Regions from separate parts of the Mus musculus genome. Here regions 1 and 2 are each linked to region 3. Evidence: chromatin loops called from intact Hi-C (ENCODE). Cell type or tissue: left cerebral cortex. All regions are shown on one strand.

Region 1 (8,000 bases), 160 kb after region 3:
GACCGTGGATCAGAATATCTGAGTTCAAATCTCAGCTCGGCAGCTTTCGGTCCACGCCATCTTAGGCACATGGCTTAAAATGTCCACGTTCGGTTTCTTCACGTATTAAATGGAAATAATACCACATACACACATGTTTCTAAGTTAACAAAAAAATAAATAAATAAAGTGGTGCATGCACACGTCTTAGGGAATGTGTGTTTACAGGGAGGGCACACAGTGTGCTAGCTGGGACTGGATTCCTCAGACCTGGCTCTGCTCCTGTGGAACTCCTAGTCAGGACAGACAAATTCCCACTTGACCCATAACCCCTCCGAGCCTAGAATCTGCCTTCCAGCTCATCTGGATCTTGACTCGGGACTTTATTTTCCTCGAGAATGTTTTTCTGAAAACAATTTCTAATGTTCCTTCGTATGAGTCTTAAGGACCGGAATTGACTACTCCTTCTCTTGCTTGTATCAGTTGCACCATATTCTTAACAGTCTGGAAAATACAAGACTCTTACTCTCAGAAAAATCCTGTCAGGGCCAGCCTTGGGGGGCAGCGAGTACAGGGGCCACTGGAACACTTTATCCCTAGGGCCACTCTACACACACACACACACACACACACACACAAATTACCCTTCCTTCTGGTATAGCTGCCTGCCTTTTAATTTGTCATTAGTTTTAAAAGAAATAGGCTAGCATACTTTGAAAAGTTCCTTCCAAAGCCTATGATAATCTTCAGTGGTGTTTCTAGTTTGACATTAGATTTGAGTCAAGCAGTCTTACAATCACTAACAGTTTCATAGCAGCATTACCAAATATTTAAAGAAACTCAATGTGAAATGTTTAACCTTTCTACAGCGTTTTATACCTCTGTTTCTTGTGTCGATTTTTAAAAAAATGCCATGTCAATTATAAATATCTTCTGTAGCTTTCTGTTGTTCCCAGGGCTGGCTTGGACCTTTCAGTTTCCTGCAGGTGTTTCCAGTCCGAGACATAGGTTCACGTCTATTTTCTGCTCATTTGACAGACTTTATTTGGGGGAAGTGACTGCACCGGCAATTTCTGTTTGTTCAAGTCCACCACCAAGGACCTTCTGTTCAGGGATGACACCAAATGTTTCGTTAAACTTCCAGAGGGTACCACACCTGAAAAATACTTAGGAGCGGAGTACATGCAATCTGTCGGTAACATGAGGAAGTGCTCAACCTCACGTAAGTAGAATGAACCCTGTGGAGAGGTCGCAGAGAAACCCAGCGATGGGTGCTGGAATGGTAGTTACAAGAACTCAAACCCTTAGGAAACAGCCACGTGAGCAAGGCAAAACCTAGCATATACAACCACGTGGGTTATATGCACATATTGTTAAGGGGTCGCAGACCCAGGATACTAAGGCAGTGGACGAATTATATGCACACAATTCCTAAGAAGATAAAAAGGGGCACTGAACTTATTAGAGGTCCCTGTCCAATATGGCAATGGCTAGCAAGGTGTGACAGAGCAAGTTCAGGTGACAGCTGGATTAAATCTAGATATCATATCCTCACTCCACCCAGCTACAATTTTAATTGAAAGTAGCCATAGCAAGAAGAATTATCACAGAGCATCCTTTTAGACAGCTCTGTTCATAGAACATCCTTTTAGACAGCTCTGTTCTAGGGAACTTCAATAATGATAAGTTCTGGCTAGCTAGGAAGTTGCTAAGCAGCATCTGCAATGCCATATTCCAGGAATTGAAATAGGATAAAATATATTTTACCATCTGTTTGGGGATTAGCGGGGACACCTGAAAACATTTGTAAAGTGCGAGGGGGTGCATGGGATATACAGTGGTGAGTCTCCCACTGGAGTTTGGAGGTGAGTCTTGGCCTTCATTTAAGTTATTGTGCTGGAGATACAGCCTCGGAGACTGTGCTGCTCTGGGGTGATGGCCCTTTCAAGGTTGCCCCATGTGGATTGGTAAGATGGCTCAGTGGGGAAAAGAGCCCGTGGCACAAGCTAGATGACCTGAGTTTAATCCCTAGATCTGACGGTCGGAGACAATATACTATACTATACTACACTGTGCTGCACTGTGCCAAGCTATGCTATATATGTGTTTTACAAGTTGCCACATGGAATTCTAGTGTGAGCAATGTGATTGTTGAGGTTTAGTGTGACAGAATCCAAGTTAATATTTCCCTTACCTGTATGCTCCAGAGAACACCAGTCTAGCTTTGTTTTTCTCCACTCCATCCTTAGACCCAGCTCAGACGTTGCTGGGGACTGCCAGCTACCATCTGCCTCGCATTCTCAGGGAAGAAGGGCCTTCCTAGGCGGCTTCTCCTTATGTGAATTCAAGTTCAGAGCCTCACTGGTTAAAAGCAAAGTTGGGGATGCCTGTAGGGCAGGAAAGTCACATGACAGCTTCTCTATCCTTGTGTGGAGCCCTCCCCGTGGGAGGCTCAGGAGCTGTGTAGGGAAGCAGGGATGGGAGGGATGGGGCACAGCATGCATGAGTCTAGCAGAACAATGAGCCTTGGCACAATTTATGTGATACTGAATTGCCCATTCAGGTTCCTTTCATTCTGCTAAACAGCTCATAAAAGTAAGAGTATTCTCAATGTCCTATATCTTTCTTCTCTCCCCAGGACTCCTGGAAGCCTGCACTTTCCACAAACATTAAAATCCAAGAGGTGGGTTGCCACTGTGGTGGAGACAGATGCTCCCTCCCGTGGCCCATGGGCTTCTCTTGGTCTTCATGCCCTGAGGGGTTGGGGCTAACTGGTGTAGTCTTCGCTGCTGTGCCTTACCACATACACAGAGCACAAAATAAAAACGACTGCTGACTTTATATTTCCCAAACTCCATTCTTTTCTAGATATTTTCACCAGGATTTCTTTGTACAATCTGACTAAATATCATATAAACTGAACCTTGTCTCCTGAGCTCAAGATTCAGGTAGTTGGGGCTGGAGAGATGGCTCAGAGGTTAAGAGCACAGGCTGCTCTCCCAGAGGTCCTGAGTTCAATTCCCAGCAACCACATGGTGGCTCACAGTTGTCTGTATCTCCAGTTCCATGGGATCCGATGCCTCTTTTGCTCCGCAAGATCCTGCATTCATGTGAGGCACATAAGCTCACACAACCACATACACATAAAATAAAAGATCAAAAATAAGAATCTTAGCCGGGCGTGGTGGCGCACGCCTTTAATCCCAGCACTTGGGAGGCAGGAGGATTTCTGAGTTCGAAGCGAGCCCGGTCTACAGAGTGAGTTCCAGGACAGCCAAGGCTACACAGAGAAACCCTGTCTCGAAAATACAAACAAAAAACAAAACAAAACAAAACAAAAAAACCCACAAACAAAAACAAAAAACAAAAAAACTGTATGACCACACACGTACGTATGTGCACATGTGCACATGCCAGAAAGAAGAATTTGTTACAAATAGATGCCCTAGTGAGTACTGAGAAAGTTGACAGAACTTGTATTAATTCATTGCGATGGAACAGCCATGGTCCAAAACCAAATCTGAATCAGCTTTGCGTAAAAAAAAAAAAATCTCCCTGCGAGCCCGACAATATTGCAAACAATTGGTTGTCAGTCCGTGGGCGAGGTTCTTTCTCACCAGTCAGCTAGACGTCATGGGCAGACGTCATGGGCAGGCGAGGGGAAGCTCTTCGAGTGCTGGTCGAAGAAGTGTTGGGAGCTTTGGTGTATAGGATGTGAGGGTGGGGAGGAGCTGCGGAGGGCGGGCATGTCTATGGCGCCCTCTAGTGTTACAGTCCTGTAGGCGGCAGGTATTCAGGCTAGCTTTGCAGTCCGCTAAGTCAGTAAGGGCCCATGCTAGGAAATCAGAAAGTTCCACCCTACAAGGCCTTGGCTAATTTGTACGAAATGAACATTAAAAAGAGTACTTTATAGAAGGATGGCTCAAGAGCTCAGCATTAACACTGACAGTGACTTTTAGACAGATTCCCTGTCTAATTTCTACCCCCATGCCTCCACTCCTCAGCCAACTTTCCTGGAAGGTTCAGGCTCTACGTCTCCTTCTCCCCATGTATTAGTAATAAGCAGTTGGCTGAACAAACAGAGACTAGTCATCGGCTCTACAGTCTCACCCTGACAGAAGTTGCTGCTACTCGCCAGCTTTTCCATGAGGGAGTCTACCCTCCTTTTCTTTCTTTCTTTCTTTCTTTCTTTCTTTCTTTCTTTCTTTCTTTCTTTCTTTCTTTCTTTTCTCTTTTCTCTCTTCTCTTTCTCTTTCTCTCTTTCTCTCTTTCTCTTTCTCTCCTCTCTCTCTTTCTCTCTCTCTTTCTCTTTCTCTCTTTCTTTCTCTCTTTCTCTCTCTTTCTTTCTTCCTTCCTTTCTTATTTGTTTGTTTTGTTTTGTTTTTCGAGACAGGCTGTGTAGCCCTGGCTGTCCTGGAACTCACTTTGTAGAGCAGGCTGGCCTCGAACTCAGAAATCCATCTGCCTCTGCCTCCCAAGTGCTGGGATTAAAGGCTTGCGCCACCACGCCCAACTACCCTCCCTTTCTTAGGATGGTTTTCCCTCTCTGACATGGTCATTCTCTTTGATTCCCATCTCTCTGTGTTCACTCATGACCTGAGCTTATCCTACCAATCTGGGTATCTTAAGAATTCTCCTCTGGACCCAGCGTTCCCCTCTCTTTTCAGATTCCCTTCTAGCAATGCCAACAACTTTGGGGTACTCATATTTATACTTGAGACCCAAGTCTCCAGCATCCTCCATCTACACCTCCTTATGTAAGGGTCTGAAAACCGCTGAAGGAAGACCCCAGACTCAGTATGCAAAAACAAAAGAGCATTTATTCTGCAGAGGCAGCCAGCATGAAGAGGTCAACCAGTCTTTGAAATGTCGAACCTAGATAAAGGCATGCAGGCCTTCTTAGAGGGGGCAGGAAACTCTCTGGAAGGATTAGGTAATGTAAGATTTCACTGGTGGGTTACAGGTGAGCTAGAGGTTACAGGTGGTCAGTGGTCTACATTCCTATGGATGAGTGTCCAACCATAAAATAGGGCTGTCCAGCACAGATCGCTCATTCTGAGATATTTCCCCGTTTTGTGGTTATCCCAGGCTGTTCTTTGGGAGGGGCTTTTATGATCTTGTTCTGGGTTTTATGGTCTGTTCCTAGAGCTGCTGTCTTATGGCCTAGTTTCTGATACTTAGAGTCTCTTCCCGAAGCTGGTGCCTTATGGCTTTTTTTTTTTTTTTTTTAATCAGGCCTGGTCCTCAAAATGAGGACAAACGGGGTTCATATTGTCCCTTCACTACAACCTGTGGATCTACAGTTTAGAATATTACAGAAATCAGAAACTCCACCAATCAAAGGCAGGGGCTACAGGAATAGCTCAGTGACATTACTTGCTCTGTTTGCTCCTCAGCATCACAAACTAAATAAAGCCAACGAACAAACAGACAAACCTAGAGGGAGCATCCATAACAGGACTTTCTAGGGCCCATCAACAGTACGATGACACAGCAACTTTTTTTTGGTTTTTCGAGACAGGGTTTCTCTGTGTAGCCCTGGCTGCCCTGGAACTCACTTTGTAGAGCAGGCTGGCCTCGAACTCAGAAATCCATCTGCCTCTGCCTCCCGAGTGCTGGGATTAAAGGCGTGCTTCACCACTGCCTGCCTCAAAACTTTTTTTCTGTGCCTCACATATACTAGGCAAGCCGCTCTTAGAATTTAGAGATGACTCAGCACTTATGAACATATGCCACTTTTGTAGAGGGTGTGGGGGATTCAGATCCTGGCATCTACACTATTGCAACCACCTGAAATTCAAACTCATGGGATCCAACACCTTCCTTTGGACTCTCTGGGTACTGCACTCACAGGCACAAAGTCATCCAGACACACATGCCCATACGTACATGCATAATTAAAACAAAATATTTTTAAAAATTTAAGTTATACTTTTTTTATAAAAAAGTATTGAAGACCCGAGGAGGGCCAGAGAAGCGGCTCAGCATCTGAGAGCATTTACAAACCTCAGGACTCACATGAGAGCCCACAGCCTGCACCCTCACATGTACAGACTCACACACACACCCCCCACGCCTACACATACATGCATCATTAAAATAAAATATTTACAAATCTCTCTAATTCCATTTCCAGAGGATCCAATGCCTCTTCTGACCTCTGTGGGTCCCTAAACCCACAAATGGTGCATGCGAACATCCGTATTTGTGTGTGTGTGCATTTTAAGACACGTTCTCATTTTATCCAAACTGGCCTCGAACTTGCTGTGCAGCCAATGATGCCCTTGAGCTCCTGACCCTTCTGCCTTCACCTCCCGAGTACTTAGGATTTCAGGGTTCATTACCACCCGTTCTTTTTTTGTTTAACTTAAGAAACCTTTATGCTGTCTTCCATAATGGCTGTAGTAAGCTACATTCCCACCAACAGTGTAACAGATTTCCCTTTCCTCTCAGCACTGTTTGGTATATTTCTGACTTTTTTAATAGTGACTATCTTAATGAGTATCAGGTAGTATCTCATAGCAGTTTCCATTTTCATTTTCTCACTGGCTAAAGACATTAAGCACACTTCACATTCCTCCTGATAGTTTGCAACATGTGGGAAAAAATGTCTCTTCAAGTCATTTTTTAAATATTAATTTTTATTTTGTGTATGTGTTTGTATACATATAGGTACGCAATTTTCTTTTTACATATGATGACAACAATCTTTCGTCCAACAACTTTTTTTTTGTTAGAAAGGATGGTTGTGAATAGCCCTGGGGCTAATTATATTTGATATTAATTCCATTCTCCTGTGAGGGGCTGCGAACAAGGAATGAGTCAGCACTCAGGTGATTTCCTGTAAACCTGCTTCCCACCTTAATTTGTAAAATAAAGAAGAGCTGATGATTGGGCAGATAAAAGGGAAGGTGGAGTGAAAGGTGGGAGAGAGAAGAAGAAAATGGAAGAGGGAGAGGACGTAGAGGAGGAGGAAGAAGAAAAGCAGAGCAGAAGCACATGGCCTGGAGAAACTGCAAGTTCTAAGGGGTCTCATAGATGTGGAAGATGGTAGTGTAGTGGTAGATCTGCCCAACCTAGGTGCACAGCATGTATTCATATTAACTGTGTTGTGTTTTCATCGCCGGGGTATATTTGGGATGGAGATTTACCAAAACAAAGGATGATACAAAATCTCACACTATGTAGCCAAGGAATTTACTGTGTAGGTTAGGCTGTGTTGTGGTTTGAATGAGAACATCTCCATAGCTTCATACATTTGAACGCTTGGTCCCCAGTTGGTGAAACTGTTTGGGAAGGATTAGGAGGTGTGGCCTTGTTGGAGGAGGTGTGTCACTGGAGTGAGCTTTGAAGTTTTGAACACCCACACCAGGCCCAGTTTCTTATTCTCTGCCTCTGAATCAGGATGTAGGCTCTTAGCTACTGTGTCAGTGCCATGCCTGCCTGCTGCCACATCCCCTACTGCGACACTCATGAACTCAGCCTCTGAAATATAAGGAAGCTCTCGATTAAATGCTTTCTATGCTTTCTTCTGCCAGGCGGTGGTGGTGCATGCCTTTAATCCCAGCACTCGGGAGGCAGAGGCAGGTGGATTTCTGAGTTCGAGGCCAGCCTGGTCTACGGAGTGAGTTCCAGGGCAGCCAGGGCTACACAGAGAAACCCTGTCTCAAAAAAACAAACAAACAAAAAAGCTCCCAATTAAATGCTTTCTTCTGTATTGGTCATGGTGTCTTTTCACAGTAATAGAACAACAGCAACTATATATTTTATAGTCATTACAACCTACATATTTTAACTTCTAAATATCTCAGAAATTTTACCCTGTATTTCACACTTTCAGTGTTTGTTTGTTTATTTATTTATTTAATGTATGTGAGCACACTGTAGCTGTCTGCAGACACACCAGAAGAGGGCATCAGATCCCATTACAGATGGCTGTGAGCCACCTGATGTGGTTGCTGGGAACTGAACTCAGGACCTCTGGAAGAGCAACCAGTGCTCTTAACCACTGAGCCATCTCT
Region 2 (8,000 bases), 640 kb before region 3:
TTCTGATGTCCACATACATGCACTCCTACCCACATGCACACATACATATACACAAAATAAATAAATTAATAAATTTATTTAAAAAATCAAAATCAGGGACTTTAAAGGCAACACAAACAATTCTAAAAATCTACCTGCAATTGGACATGTATGTATCAATTAAAATGAGAAGGGACTTTTCTTTTCTTCATGAGACTTAGCTCTCTTGGAACTCACTATGTAGACCAGGCTGGCCGCAAATGCACACAGATCTACCTGCCGCTACCTCCTGATTGCTGAGATTCACAGGGGATAGCATTCTTCCCGGCTTATGAAGGGACTTTGAAGGTAGCCGATCAACAGGGCACTGATACCTTGTGTCCTTCAGGTTTAAATCAATGTACCAAGGAGAAAGACCAAAAAGGGAGCATCGACTTGTTTCTGTTAACTTGCCAAGACAACTACAGTAGCTTTGATGCATCTGAGCAACCAAAATGGAAGCAATCCATCCGGCTCTGTGGCAGCAGGAGGGACTTTCGCAGCTGCTCTTGGCCAGTCAGAATCATTGCATCTTTTTCTCAAATGTTAGTAGTAAGAGTCCCAAGATGGTGGCCACAATGCAATGAGAATATAATGAAAACTAGGGGGGAACTGCCAGTTGCTGTATCTTTCTCCCAACAACATCCCTTTGTAAGACTAGAACCCAACCCTTATAAATAGGAGGGCTACAGCAATTTCTCCTTATACCTACAAGAAGCGTTTCCTTTATCTCATATTAACACCGTTGACTTTTTTTTCTTGAAACATGGAGAATGCCTTCAATTCTTGATTTTTTAATCACCTTTTAATAGAAAAGTGTTTTATATGTTTATTATAAAACCAAAGCTTTTTGAGTGACTCACTGAACTAGGTTGGAAACAGTGAGACCACAATTGTTACAAAGTTGCATAGATGACATCACTATATGGGAAACAATCTGTGGACAATATAACTCCATGATGCCTAGCTCCCCTTCCCACCTTAGGTGACACACTTTAGCTGACACACATCTACCTATCTATTGATTACCCTTTGCAGTCTAGGTTGGGCTTTGGCCAGAGCCATTTGAGCAGAGGGAATTGTATTTCAGATTGTGCCTTCAAGAAAAGCAGGGTGTTTGTCTACCTGTGATGCTATTTTTTTAAATAGTTTTCCAAATGTGTGTGCATGCGCATAGGCATGGACCTGTGGTTGCCCTCGTGTGGAGGTCAGAGGATGGCTTCAGGAATCAGCTGTCTCCTGCAGCTTTGTGGGGGCTCAGGATACAACTCAAGGTCATCAGGCCTGGGTGAAAGTGCCCCTCACCCTGTAGCTACCTCACAGGTTAATCTTGACTGTTAAATTGATAGGGATCTCTAGACTAGGCTAATTGAGATAGCAACACCCACCCTAAAAGTGACCTGTTCCATGACAGGTTGGGGGTCCCAAACTGTATGTATGGAGAGGGGAAAGCAAGCTGAGCACAGGATCCTCGTTTCCTAACTGTAAAGGCAATGGGATCCGCTGCCTCATGCTCTTGCTGCTGTGACAGCCTTGCAGTGACGGGTGTGGCCTTTGAACCGTGAGCGGAAACGAGACCTTTCTTCTTAAGTAGTTTGTTGCCAAGCAGTTTGTCACAGCAACAAGAAAAAACAGCATGCACACTGTACCTTCTTTTTTCCTTTGGAGAAAAATGGAGAATAGGTACTTTGGGTGGGGTGAGGGGGTGAAAGAGACAGACAGCACAGAGAGAGACAGAGAGACAGAGAGACAGAGAGATACAGAGAGAGACACACAAACACAGACAGAGAGACAGATAGAAAGACACAGAGAGACAAGAGAAAGAGCTCACACATGAGTGTGAACATGCATGCAAGCACCCCATGGACTAGGATGGATGGCAGAATACAATAACAAGAGAAAATGTTGCTCCTGACATCATACACTTAGAGGAGATGATGTCCTGACAGCTGAGAGAGACACAGAAGGTCTCCCATTTGTAAGAGCAGAGTAAGCACTAATCCTGCACACAGAGAGCAAAAGGATGACTGACCATCTCGAGCATCCATACAGCTCTGTGGAAAGTGGGACACGAAATGAGCTCACCAGTGACATCTGTGCAGTTGTCATCCGAGTCAGACTCCCCAGGGTCGAACACTTGGATCCCCTGAGCCTGCAGCCTCTGAAGTTTGCTCTCCAACTCTCGCTTGGCCCTCAGTAAGTCCTGAATTTCATTTTCTTTGGTTTCCCTAAAAATCTTTTTAAAAGGTAGAGTTTAATTTTGAAACGTTTTTTCCGTAATCACAGAATTGTGCCACCAAGTTTTCAGGGGGGGGGGTAAAAACATTTATTCATAAAGTCAAAATACATTTGGTTCTCAGTCTCCTCATCTGTAACAGAAATACTTCTTCGGACCCTCATTTTATTGTTCGCAGTGGAACCTGCTGGAAGTCTGACAGCATGGGTGTGTGTGACATGGGACACATTTGTTTCCCTCATACCAAATGCGAAACAAAATATCCCCAAACATTTCCAAAAGTTTGGTAGGTCTAGCTCTACGAGCTTCACAGCTGTTACTTGATTTATCTATGTTCCGCAAAATATCAGATGAAAAAAAGTTTTTTTGGTTGCTGTTTTTTTTTTTTGTTTTTTAAATCAAGACAGGGTCTCATTATGAAGTTTGGGCTGTTCTGGACCTCACTCTTTAGACCAGGCTGGCCTCAAACTCACAGAGATCTGTCTGTCTCTGCATCCAGAGTCCTGGGCGTAAAGGTATATGCCACCACACTTGGCTCTAAACACTTTTGAAAACTAGCTTTTAGTCTATGTCACTTAGGGGAGGGTGGGGATGGGAAGAAATATCAAGAATTTACCTTGAATTGCCTTTTAACCCTGTCTCTGTCATGTTCAAATGTGACCGCTCTCTCCATGGCTTGGTATTTTGCTTCTAACGCACCCTCTTTTTCCCGAAGTATCTTCTGGTAAGTTTTCTGAAGTGCCTGCAATGATTCACCTTGTTATCACCTAACAAAAACGGCCTTTCGTTCACATTTTACATTTTTACATACATGTTTACGTATGTTGGGATCTCTACTCTCTCTACTCACTCTCTTATCAATTACCAGGCACTTCTATGGTGTCAACGATTTCAAGCAAGATAGAAAAAAATGCAAACATTTTTGAATCCTAGTAAACAGGTTCTTCAGCAATGAGCTCTCAACGGAAATTAATGCTTTTTCTTTGAAATACTGCACCAGCACTAGGATTTTTCTATGCTTTGGGTTTTTAAGAGAATAAGACACGCAATTTGTAAGGTTTAGCTTGAAGAATAGTACGTATGAAGGTTCCTGTGCTCCTTGGCATTATATATTAATCATTTTACTCTTCTCCTGAGCCATTCACCGTCTGGATCCATCAGAGGCCTCCAGTAAATGTCAACATGGCTGAATGAAATAAATGTGAGGGAGTTTTCTCACGATGATGCAGGTAAGAAAGGAACAACAGGTTTCACAGGGAATTGGAACTGCTGATCTGTGATCTGTGACATCTGTCTGTCAGTCCTCCCTGCACTGGCCTCTTTATCCTGCTAACCCCTTCTCCCTGCAATTCACATGGTTCTTAGTGGGCAGTGGTGCACATACATGACATCATACACGAGGGACACGCAAGTCCACTTTATAAGGGCAAGCACATTGGTCTCCCAGTAGAAAGTGAGGCGAGCAGGGAGCTGAGGGTGAGAACAGCTTCCCAGATAATATGCTAATAGCCCAGCAGATTCTGAAGGGCTTCATAGCTTATGGGAATGATGCCCTACTAGAAGGAAGGAGCCTTCTTTTACAAAAAAATCTGTGATGTTTATTTAAGTTCTGATGTGCCGGGAGCTCTTGGGCTGTCAGAGATCCCTCTCACAGAAAAGAAAGGTATAAACAAATGACCACCAGAGAGGCTCCGAACCCACGGCATATAGTCCCATATTTTTACTCCGAGAAGTTCTGCTTTACCTAGTATCCGAATGAATCAAAGGCGATCTGTTATAAGGCCTACAATAGCATTGCAGTAACTGTTTAGTCCATTAACTAAATGGACTAAGAGAGTTTGAGTACTCTCAGGGAAGACTTTTAATCACAACAGTTAAAAACCATAAAATCAGGAGGTTTCCAGAAAAATTCCTATCGTATCATTAAACCCCAGAATCTGCCGAACTTCGCGAAGAAAACTAACCCAAGAACTCCATTTTGGAGATACCTAAAACCGGGAGGAGTTTGTGTGTAGTTGCTCTGAGAAATTTTTCGACTTCAGGACTTGGGTTGATTCAACGTGTCTTAATGAATGAACCGTAAATTGAAAGGGGCAGGGGAAGATGCTGATAAGAAATTAGTTTACACTCAAATAATGATTCCACATAAAGGAGGAGCAGCTTTTGCACAATTTAGAAAACAACTTGGTTTGTAGCTGGGGTAGGATGGTGGTGCCACCAAGCGGCTGAGCGGTGCGCTCGGGTCTCAGTTTCCTCAGAGCCTCCCGCTTGCGACGCTCTCGGTCCCGCGTTACCTGCAGCTCCGCCCGCAGCCGCTTGTTCTCCGTGTCCAGCTTGGCCTCTCGGCGGCCCATGGACAGCAACTCCTGGTTCTTGCTGACCCGGAAGATCTCATACTCTTTCTTGAGCCGCTCGAACTCGGCCGCCGCATACTCTAGCTCGGGCACAGACGAGCCGGTGGACTTGAAGCTGGCGCCCAGCAGCCCGCCGCCCCCTGCCGCGCGAGGCAGCGACCCGGGCCCGGCTCCCGCGCCCCTGCGGAACGAGCTGCGCAGCAGGCGGGCCTTGGGTTTCACTTCCACCGGGATCTCGCAGGCCTCGCCGCCGCCTGCCCCGTACGTGTCCTCGATCACCTCCCCGCCAGTGGGACTCACCAGCGACGAGGCTGTGCCCATGATGCCCGCGGCCGGCTGAGGCTGAGAGTCGGCTGGGTGCCAGGAGGAGGCGGGACCAGGAGGGCGGGGCCTGTCAAGCGGGGCGGAGCGCCGCAGGGAGAAACCAAAATCAGAGAGGAGCGTGGCCAGGAGCAGGGAGGTGGCCGGGGCGTGGCCAGGCCTTAAGGGCGGGGCCTAGATGGTGGGGCGAGGTGCTGTAGAGGAGAGGGCGGAGTTTGGAGGGAAGAGCGGAGCAGTAAGTGAGCCGGGCCTGGTGATTGGGGAGAAGGGCGTAACGTGGCAACTAGAGGGGCGTGGTGTTGAAGAAGAGTGGCCGTCTTGAGAAGGGGCGGAGCCATACTTTCGGGGCGTGGCCGAGCAAGCTGGGGATGTTAAGGCTAACAGAGAGGGGTGGGACGTAGCAGCGAGAGGAGGTGTGGTCAGTTGAGAAGAGCAGTGCCCAGAGAGAGTGTCGGGCCAGATTTTAGGGTCGTAGCCCGGTAAGTGGGGCGTAAGGCAGCAGCAGAAGAAAGAGAAAACCAGTCAGAGAGTCGGAGAGGTGGTCCTGGCTGGACAACGAGAGGGGGAGTGGCCAGGAGTCCTGTGGGGCGGAGCCAGGCTTTGGGGGCGTGACCAGACACGCGGGGGCGTGCTCTTCTGAATGAGACCAGTAGAGGAGCTGGACAAGGGAGGGTTGAGAGAAATGAGACTCGGGAGGAGAGGAATGGGTATCACGGAGCTGGCGGCCCTGAGAACTTGCTTTGCAGGAGCAGGCGGCAGGACTGAGCTGGGCAAGCTGGGCGGTACCAGGAGATCCGGACATCCAGAAGGGAAGGTTCCAGACTAGGCCCAAACCTACAAGCTCTGCTCCCTCTGCGTGAACTTTGTCTCAGTGAGCAAGAACTAGATCACATACCCATCTGCCCCCGCTCTGCCGCAACTGTTTCTGTGGTCCTGACTAAAGGGCTCTTTTCTGGAGGCAGTTCAGTGCCTAGTGTGTCTCTCAGGAAACATGTAATAAATAATGCCAGCCAGGAAAGAACTTCGAAGCATCACCACTTGAACCCCCCCACCCCCGCGACCCTTCTCTCCCCCCACCCCCATCCTTGATAAGCTCAGGTTTTATAACGCCTGGCGATAAGGATGCCAGGGACCCTATTCTAGACGGAAGAAAATTGTTAAGTACAGGGTTTGCAGGAAGGGAACGCGTGCTACTGTTCCAAGTTGTCCTTGGTCTGCTAACTTATCTTCCTGCCCATCCCAGATTGGTACCCCAGGTTAGAGGGGACAGAAAAGTGAGCAGTGGCTTTGACTCAACACTGTTGTGAGCTGGGTGCTGGTAATCTTTATACTTGCCCTTTTCTTAGGCAGTCTCCGAATGCCAGCCACTCTCTCTGCCATCATCCTCATTACCGGGAGCCTCATTACCCAAGGGGGATATAATCTTATTCCAGTGCTTGCTTACTCCATCCCCAGCTGTAAGAAATCTGGTAGCATTTTAAGCATCAGTCCATGCAGAGCCTCCTTGGGCTGACCTAAGATAGTCTTTGGTGGCTCACTCCATCCACAGGCATCCCTAGGATTCTTGGAAAGCCAACTCTGAGATGTAGATAAGCAAGCAAGATGTCTACCAGAGAATGCTGGGTAGGTACCTGGGGCAAGGCAGGGGAATCAGTGCAAGGTTGCTCTGTGCAGCATTCCCAGCAAAGACCTCAGCCAACCCTGCAGAGACTTTTGAAGCTGGGACGGCCCTGGGGAGTTGTCCTAAGTTACCTTGGAGCTAGAACTTCAAACTTTTACTTAATCTAGCCATCTGCTCTCTTTAGCCGGTGGAGACTGATGGCTGAGAATAGTCTGCTGTCAGCACTGTCATGGCTGACATCCAATCTTTCACCCTTCATATCTATCACAAAGCAAACAGCCTTTCCTCCAAGGAACTCTGGGAATGCTGGTCCGTTTTAACTCCCACCCCACCCCCACAAATGCCCTGAACTCCTTCCCTCAAATTAGCTGGTCGTGTTTTCTCTGACCTCTTAGACACCCTTCTAGCCTTTGGACTCTCCTAAGTTGAAGGATTACATATTGATTTCTCCAGTTAGTACCATGAGATCCAAAGGGAAACATTTGCTCTATCAGAGTACCCAAAAGACTGCCCTAGGTTCTCAAAGCCTTTCTAGCTGCTGATTTCTGAGGTCTGTTCCTTCAGAGATTTGAGGACCATTCTCTAGATTTTCCTTCCTTCTCTTCTCTTCTCTTCTCTTCTCTTCTCTTCTCTTCTCTTCTCTTCTCTTCTCTCCTCTCCTCTCCTCTCCTCTCCTCTCCTCTCCTCTCCTCTCCTCTCCCCTCCCCTCCCCTCCCCTCCCCTCCCCTCCCCTCCCCTCCCCTCCCCTCCCCTCCCCTCCCCCTCCTCTCTCCTCTCCCCTCCCCCCTCCCCTCCCCTCGAAACAATCTCCTGCAGCCCAGACTGGTCTCAACCTTTCTTTGTAGCTAAGGATGACCTTAGACTTCTGGTCCTCCTGTGGGCACTACCATCCTACTTGCTGGGGTCCCAGAGTGAGTTCACAGGAGAAAGCCACTGGTCCACCTGGGCTCATCTCTCTGTTTCCTAGCTACAGATGAAATGTGAGCAGCCTTCTCATAGTCTGGCCACAAGGCCTTCCTGCTGAGAGGGGCTGTACTCTCAAATTTTGAGCCAAAATAAACCCTTCCTTCTTCCCTCCCTTCCACCCCACCCTCCCCCTCCCTTCCATCCCCTCCCTCCCCCTCCCTTTCACTCTTTCCCCCTTCCTTCCACCCCATCCATCCCTCTCCCTTCCACCCCACCCCCCTCCCTTCCACCCCATCTCTCCTCCTCCCTTTTACTCTCTCCCCCTCCCTTCCACCCCACCCCTCCCTTCCACTCCTCTCCCTCCCCCTCCCTTCCACCCTATCTCTCCCCCTCCCTTTCACTCTCTCCTCCTCCCTTCCACCCCTCCCTCCCCCTCCCTTTCACTCTCTCCTCCTCCCTTCCACTCCATCCCTCCTCCTCCTTTTCACTTCCTCCCTCTCTCCCCCTCCCTTCCTCCCTTCCTCCCATTCTCCCCTCCTTAAGT
Region 3 (8,000 bases):
TACCCTCCTCCTGGCAGGTTACAGGGGTCCTAGTAACCCTAGTTCTGGGGAGGCAGAGACAGGGGGATCCCTAGTGATCACTGACCAGCCAGCCTAGCTGAATTAGTGCACTCCAAGTGCACCCCAGTGAGAAACTATGTCCATCAAAAAAAAAAAAAAAAAAAAAAAAAAAAGGTGGAGTGGCAAAATGGCTGTGTGGATACAGGTACTTACTGCCTGCAAATTGCCCTCTGACCTCGACATATACACCATGTCATTTGGGATCACATGCATATATACACAAACAAACAGAAAATGTAGACGGCACTTGAGGCCTGGACACCTAAGGTTGTCCACTGGCCTCCAAGGCGATCATGAACACACAGGTGCTTGTGTACCACACCTGCATTCACCTAGACCACCAGCAATGAGAAACAACAGCAAACCACGTTTGGCAGTGTAGGCCTAGAACCTCAACACTTTTGGAGACAGAGACAGGAGTGTTATCTATCACTCGGCCCTCCTGGGCTACACAGGAAGACCTTGTTTAAGGAAGAGAGAGAGCCAGCTGGAGAGAGGACTCGGTGATGAGAAGTACTTACCGCTCTGCCAGAGGCTTGTGTTCAGCTCCCCGCTCCCATATCAAGTGGCTCACAGTAAATCCAGGCTTAGGGGTTCAGATGTACAGTCACATCCATGTACTGATGCATGCACATAAAATAAAGATAAATACATCTTTTTGGAAAGGAGAAAAATGGGTGGGGTGTTCAACTGATAAAATAGTTGCAGGATACAGGAAACAGCTTTGTAGACAGTGGTGGGATTTAACCTCAGCAGAGGGAGGCAAAGGCAGGAAGATCTCTGAGTTCAAGGCCAGACAGGGCTACACAGGGTGACTCTATCCTAAAAACAAATGAAAGGAAACAGAAACAAAATGAGAGAGAAAGGAGAAAGAGAGAGAGAATTGGAAGTGGAGATTCAAGACCATCCTTGGCTCTGTGTTCAAGGTTAATTTAGGATACTTTAGACACTGTCTTAAAATGAGGGGGGTGGGGAGCAGGAAAGGGCAGAAAAAGAAGGAAAGAGGAAAGAAGACAAGGAAGGTAAAAAGAAAGTTTGCTAAGAGATGTTAAGCAAAGCTGGTGGCACTGGGCAGTGCTGAACTTGGACAATACCACAGGAAGATATGTGGTGTCACAAAAGGAAGTCACCTAGGAACCATCCTGGGCTGGGGGAAGAGAACAAATATGTCTGCTTATTAGCCAGGTGTGGTGGCGCACACCTTCAATTTCAGCACTTAGGAGGCCCAGGCAGGTGAATCTCTGAGTTTGAGGTCATCTCCGTCTTCAGAGCCAGTTCCAAGGCAGCCAGGACTACATAGTGAAACCTGTCTCAAAAAACAAAACAAAAGAAAGGTCTTCTTATTGTTGGCTACAGCCATAGAGCCTTCATTTATCCATCGATATGTTCAGAATGTAGGTCTTCAATAGCCACAACTAGGGAAGGACTTGTAAGGAAAGACAGGAGGGAACAGGTGTGGAAAGACATCCCTCCATTTACTAGCTGGGTCCTATCTTTCCCCCAAGGCTACAGACATAGGACTTAGCCATTTCCTCAGTGGTTGTCACAGCTTTCTCCTCTACCCTTTAGAGGAAGCAGAAGTTTAATGCATACCCAGACCACACGTCTCATAGAGAAACACACATTTGATTCTCCAAGGCCCCAAAGTCAAGTCAGGTGGAAACAAGGATATTTTTTATCCCCTTCTCTGTCCTAAGATCCAGCATAGGAGCCAAAGTTAAACTGTAGCAATCACTCAAACTCAAGTCAGAGCAGGAGCAATTCTAGGTGCAATTGTGTAACTAAAAACAAGGAAACTCCAACATCTGTATTGGGTCATTCATTCTTTAGCTGGTAGAGAGCCTCTCTAGCAAGAATGGAAACCCCTAGTATCGCTAACATAGGCACAAAAGTGCATGCCTGAATTCTCAGCACTTGGGATGGTGGAGGCTGGAAGGTCAGAAACACATTATCTTTTCTATGTATGGCGTTCAAAGCAGCCTGGGGTAGGTGAGACCCGGTCCCAAAACAAAGCAATCTCCCCCAAGCAAACAAAAAGCTTTCTGGGCTGCAGATGTTTCGGGGATCAAGTATTCACATAGTATGTGCCAATAGGGTGAAGACCCAGGAAAAGGAGGGGTTTTGTGTGTTTTCTTTTTGTGATTCTGTGGACAGACTCTGCGCTGACATGCGCCTGTCGCACGCTACCACCAAAATCACATTCCCAGCCATTCTCCATCTCACAAGAGCTAGCGTTAGAGGGTCAGATTTATTTAGCCTGACCCTGGTAGACACAGCTAGTCAAAATCAGTTCCCTTCCTTTCATGCACTGGCTTATTTAAGATCCTTCCGTAAATGGAACCACGAATACTAATCCAGCGCTCCTCATCAAAAGCATTCCATTCAGAAGAAAAGTAATAGGTGCCCGACCAGAGAGGGTGCGAGTACAGAAAAGCAGGGCAGGAGGACCAAGCTTGAACATAGCTGGCTTAACATGGTCTCTTTCCTTTTCCTGAAAGTTCAAACGCCTACCAGGCCACAGTCCTGGCGAGCAGACGCACGTGTACCCTGCGCATGCGCGCAACCAAGGCACACCCGCCCCCTCCGGCTGGTCTTCTTCAGCCAAGTCACCAACCCTCTAAATGCCCGCCCTCAAGGCAAATTCCCTGGCCAATCGGAGGCAGGAGTCACTAGGGACGTCACTCTCTTTGCCTACACCCGCTTTCTCCCCGCCCCCATACAGGGCACCGCCCCGTAGAAGGAACGGATTGTCACCTAAGCGCTCCGTCCGGGCATCTGATTGGCTCTCCCGGAAGACCCGCCCCCTTCTCATCCCGCCGCCCGCCCCCCTCGGCGCGCCCACAGCGGCGGGCGGAACCGAGCGCGCAGGCGCGGCGCTGCCTCTCTCTGCTGGTGGCCCGCCCTCCCTCCTCCCCTCCCTCCCCTCCCCGTCCCCTCTCCCCCTCCTCAGGCCCGCGCGTCTTCCTCCCGCACGCGCCGTCGTTAGCCGAGCGCTCGCCGGTGCGCGCCTTCCTTGTCCCTCAGGCAGCGGGGCGGGCGCGACCCTGCTCCACGCTCGCGGTTCCCAGCGAGGAACGTACCACCAGAGCACGGGGGGAGCCGGCCGCCCTGCCGCCCGCGCCTCGGCGACCCCGCGGGGCTGAGGCGACGCCGCACCCTGCAGCCTGAGCGCACAGCCGGCCTTGACCCAGAGCTCGGAGCCGCGAGCGCCGCGCCCTCCGCCGGCCCCACCCATCCGGACCGCGGCCATGGCCGAGACCGAGGAGCGGAGCCTGGACAACTTCTTCGCCAAGAGGGACAAGAAGAAGAAGAAGGAACGGAGCAGTCGCGCGGCCAACGCGGCGAGCGGCGCGGGCGGGAGCAGCGCGGCGGCGGGCTCCAGGCCGGGCGATGGCGGGAGCCTGGGCTCCGGTGCCAGGTCGGGCGACGGCGGGAGCTTGGGCTCCGGCTCCAGGTCGGGCGACGGCGGGAGCTCGGGCTCTGGTGCTAGGTCCGGAGACGGCGGGAGCTCGAGGTCCGGAGACGGCGGGAGCGCGGGCCCCGCCGGCAAGGCCATAACGAAGGTGAGGGTCGGGAGGCCGGCGGCCGGCCGCATGTGCCCGCCCCCGCCGGCCCGGGAGGCCACGTGACTCGGGCTTCGCACGTCGGCCCGGCGGGCGGGCGGGCTCGCGGTCCTCGGCCCCCGGGGCTCGTCTGGCCGCCCCCGTCCGCGGCCCTCTGCGCGCCGCGCCCTCTGGGCCACGGGGGTTGGGCCGGTCCCCGGGTGACGTGTGCCCGAGTCCTCGTGGTCCCGCTTGAGCCCCGCTGGGGCCGGATTTCATGTTCTTAAGGTGTTCCGAGGCTCCTCTGTGCCGCCCGGGCCAGCGTGGCTTACTCTCCCAACCACGGCCACGCAGGGCTGGGAATTGAGTTGTGGAATTTCTGTCGCCTTCTCTCCGCCGCTCAGCTCGCCCTGGGCTTGGGTTTAAGTAAAAGCGGCGGCAGAGAGGGCGTTTGGGAATTAGGCACGTCTCCGGATCTTGCAGGAACGGGCTAAACTTTACCGTCCGGCCACTAGCCCCAATTTTTGAGACAAGGTCTCACGGTGTAGCTCTGGTTGGCCTCCAGTTCACAAAGAGCCTCCGGCCTCTGTCTCTGGAGTACTGGGATTAAAGGTCTGTGTCACTGTCTGCAATTTTGTTTTTTTTTTGTTGTTGTTGTTGTTGTTGTTTTTTGTTTTTTTTAAAGATCACATTTATTTGCTTATTTGTGTGCGCGCACTCCTGTGTACGTGTGCGGAGAGGTTAGAGGCCGGGGTAAATTCTCTCTTCCCACCACGTGGGCCTGGAGAGTTAGACTCTCTGGTTCTCGGTGTTGACTGCCGCCGATTCTTAGACCGACTCAAGAATCCTGGCGACCACTGATGGAATTTTTCCGAGTCTGGAATCTGTTTACCAAGATCTCTAATTAATTAATTCGATGTTTCGCGGGTACCTTTACCAGTTTGGGGAATCCCGTTGGCCCTTGATGCCTTTTAGTCTGAAGTGGGCTTACCAAAAACTAATCAGGTGTTGTTTCTTCCATAGGATGAAAATGAGTGGAAAGAATTTGAGCAAAGAGAGGTTGATTACAGCGGATTAAGAGTTCAGGCAATGCAAATAAGGTAGGATGTGATTACACGTGGGATTAGGTAACCTTGTTAAGTAGTGCACGCGTTTACTTTTTTTTTTTTTTAAATGCCCTCTGTGTCATTAAATTAGTTGCCAACTCTAAAATCCTGTGGTTTCCCTATTTGCAGCTATGTGGATTTTTGGCTTGACTAAAATGGATTTTTGTCATTTAAAAATTTTTAACACTTCGTGTTTGAATTTAGGTGGTCTTCCCTACCCCTAGTAGGGCTCCTGTAGTTCACTCGCTGCCCTGAGAACTTACTGTGTGACTCAGGAGAAGAAGGGGCTTGTTTTTTTTTTTTTTTTCCAAAAAAAAATATTTGAAGCGAGTTGCCTGTGTAATACATGTCTGTACTGTCTTCTGGAATTGGAATTACAGCTGTTAGTGTGGGTTCTGTGAGCTGGACCCTGATCTGTGGAAGACCGCTGAGCGACATGTCACCTTGAACTCTTAATTCTAAAGTGTCCACCCAAATGTACCACCAAGCTGTGCAGGAACTTAGTTTTTTCTTTTACTTACTTAGTAAAATTGTTTTCTAGTTCTCTCTGGTAATTGCAGTGTAGGATACTTCCAACATACACGAATTTGCATTGACCATGAAGCCACCTTGAATACCCACTACCCCAGTCAAAAAATTGAACGTTAATAGAGGCTCTTCTGAACCTATCCCCAAAAGTAGCTTACCCTAGCCCTCGTTTGCACAGTTCTTAGCTGTGTATTCCGGACTGAACTTGAGCTGCTGGAATTGCAGGCCTGTGCTACCTGCCATTTCGGGCTCTGAGGTGACTGGTTTTCAAAGTTCAGGAAAACAGTCATTTTCACAGTTGGATTGGTTGATTTAAGAGAACCTACATTGTCACGTTCAATCTGTGGTAGTTCATTTTAGATCTGGTTTTAAAAGTAACATGTTTGGAAAGATTTTTTTTTTAAGTAGAAAGGGTAAGTATTTAAGGTAAGGTTTTTGAAGTTCAAAAGTGAGTAGGGCTCTATTGCCTTAAAATCCTTTACTCATCTTACACAAGCAAAATGATTGGAAATTGTCTTTGGTTTGAAGCTTGCAATTTGTAGAGAATTCCAGTGACCATATGGGACAGTTGTTGAGGAAATAACTTTCTTAACTCTAAATTAATCTTTTAAAATCTAGATTATATATGATCTGAGGTAACTTATTGAAAAGCCAGGTAGTATATTTTAATGTATGGTTAGTGTCTGTACCACCCAGGCATTCATATCCCTAGGTGTTCTCACTTGTGAATTTACCAAATTAAACATTGTTTTTTATAGTAGGGAACTTAGAAGTTATCTCCCTTTTTGGTGTGGCTTTAGTGTTTTGTTTTGCTTTGTTTTTCCTTTTTTAAAGATTTAATTACATATGTATGTCTGGGATGTATATGTACATGTATGTGCATGCAGGTGCCTGTCGAGGCCAGAAGAGAGCGCATCAGTTCCCTTGAAACTGGAGTTACAGGTAGTTGGGAGCTGTGTTCTAGGGACTGAATTTGTATCCTCTACAAGAGCAGTATATAAGCTTATGAGTAATTTTAGAAAATACTTGGTGGTGAAAGCCTTAACTGTCAGCTGTTGAGAAGCTGAGGTGGGGAGAATAAGAAAAATCAGGTGCGCTTGGGTTAGAGTGAGTTTAAGGTTACTCTGAGCAATTTAGTGAGACCCTATCTCAAAACTTAAAAGAAAAAGTAGAAAATGTTCTTGTTTTGTATCTCCAAGTCTGATCTATAAATCTGGAGAGGGAGTTTACAGGTTCCTTTCTTTTATCTGGATGTGGTCCCTGCTCTGAAGTTAAATTATGCCCTTGAGTGGTAATTTCTGGACATATTGACTTGAATTTTAGTGGGTAAAAGTAACACTTTCTGAAGGTAGAGGGGTGGCCTTCAAGTTTTTTCAGTATAAAATTTGATTTTGTTAAATTATGGAGAACATTTAAATTGAACTGGTTTTCTAACAGGATATAAAATTCTTTATTTTAACTTTTTTAGAGTCAGGAAGTTGTTAATAAACTGTTAGGATCTACTTGTCTCTGCCCTGCAGTGTTGACATGCCTGGCTTTCATGTGGGGGCCAGGGGTTTGAACTCTGCTCTTTTTACTTTTACAGCAAGTGTTCTTACCATATATACAGATGAACAGTTGTGATTTACTGTGTTGGTGAGTGAATAGATTCAAAGAGTGAATGAATAACTGAAAGCAACTGCTTCAGTGTATGCAGGTGTAAATGCCATGTAGGTGGGAATCTTTTTCACCTTTTTTGGATGCATTAGGTTGTTGGGATATTACCACACCCAGATGATTACCTATTTCATCCCTGAAGCAATTATAGTATTGACATGGCTTTACAATTTAAAAAGGCAAAAAAAAAAAAACCTCTTGAAAAAATTATGAAGATTGGAAACCACAATTAGCCTGGGTAATTATAAACTTCATACTAGCTAATAAGCTACTGTTAGACAATGGTGTTGTGCTATCTGATCAGATTTTTACGATCCATTAGAGAATAACATGTTCCCATCTCTTTTTCAAATGAAAGCTAGAATTTTTTACTTCCTGTTACGAAGGTGATATATGTACTGAGTGTATAAATTTGCTCTTCGTATTGGTGATATCTAAAAGCCAGCCAGTATCATCTTGAAAGCCTGACCATTAAATGACAGAGATGGCAGAACCTGGACTTGAGCAATCAGTTCCTAACATTGTTTTAGCTATCAAAGTTCTCATTAAAATTACAGATCTTTAGGATTCTCTCTGGATGTTTGATGTTTATGATAAGTATAATGTATTAGATGATGATTTAAATGGCATGAATATTATTTGTTAGTGACCAGCATCATTTTATATGGCTGGACAGGTTGTATGTTAAAAGGGAAAACTGAAATTTGGCTTTCTCTTTTTCCTTTGTCTTTTAAAAATTGCAGTTTATTTTGTGTGAGCATGCTGTGGCATGCATATCAGAATAAAACCAACAGGAGTTAGTTCTCTTCCACCTTGTGGATCCTGGGGATTAGACTCTGGTAGTTAGGCTTGGTGGCAAGGACCATCTAGGTGTGACCTTTAGTTTTTGGAGAAAGTATCAGTGACGTCATCATTCTCTTGCCTCAGCTTGCATGCTGAGGTCACCAGTCAGCCTCCAAACGGTGGTTACTTCTCTGTTTGTCTTTTTGAGTTACAGGTGAAGTGCTCTGTTATTGAGCCCTGAGAGACAGTCTTAGTCTTAAATACAGATTGGAAATTAGGTTGTTCCTCTTTCTTGACATCATAAGTCTTTAAATGCTGGGGTTAC

The links. Peaks named below come from ENCODE experiments on the same cell type or tissue, not always from the same donor. Only the 100,000 strongest peaks of a DNase experiment are listed, where the experiment ranks them.
Region 1: it touches region 3 in a loop (2.7-fold over the local background); 5 of 42 quality-filtered maps call a loop at or near these places.
Region 2: it touches region 3 in a loop (3-fold over the local background); 10 of 42 quality-filtered maps call a loop at or near these places.

The regions. Positions count from the first base shown.
Region 1 is chr9:103,203,696-103,211,695 of GRCm38, reverse strand. It overlaps Trf (transferrin), which reads left to right. Exons shown (of 17, transcript NM_133977.2): 16 at 1,018-1,201; 17 at 2,618-2,820. The coding sequence ends at 2,652. Among named protein-coding and RNA genes, the nearest start is that of Srprb, 5.6 kb to the right of the region's middle. In left cerebral cortex, a CTCF peak has its summit at 3,765 (motif pointing left); a DNase peak (open chromatin) is centred at 3,671; H3K4me3 peaks cover 292 bases.
Region 2 is chr9:103,999,710-104,007,709 of GRCm38, reverse strand. It overlaps Nphp3 (nephronophthisis 3 (adolescent)), which reads right to left and starts at 5,166. Exons shown (of 27, transcript NM_028721.3): 1 at 4,549-5,166; 2 at 2,871-2,996; 3 at 2,104-2,254. The coding sequence starts at 4,929. Gm33054 (predicted gene, 33054) reads left to right here and starts at 5,351. Exons shown (of 2, transcript NR_168653.1): 1 at 5,351-5,408; 2 at 5,676-5,950. In left cerebral cortex, CTCF peaks have their summits at 4,477 (motif pointing left) and 5,565; DNase peaks (open chromatin) are centred at 4,574, 5,148 and 5,512; H3K4me3 peaks cover 1,715 bases; H3K27ac peaks cover 1,255 bases.
Region 3 is chr9:103,360,677-103,368,676 of GRCm38, reverse strand. Cdv3 (carnitine deficiency-associated gene expressed in ventricle 3) reads left to right here and starts at 2,897. Exons shown (of 5, transcript NM_175565.3): 1 at 2,897-3,623; 2 at 4,626-4,702. The coding sequence starts at 3,309. In left cerebral cortex, a CTCF peak has its summit at 4,483; DNase peaks (open chromatin) are centred at 2,732, 3,827 and 4,410; H3K4me3 peaks cover 2,472 bases; H3K27ac peaks cover 1,663 bases.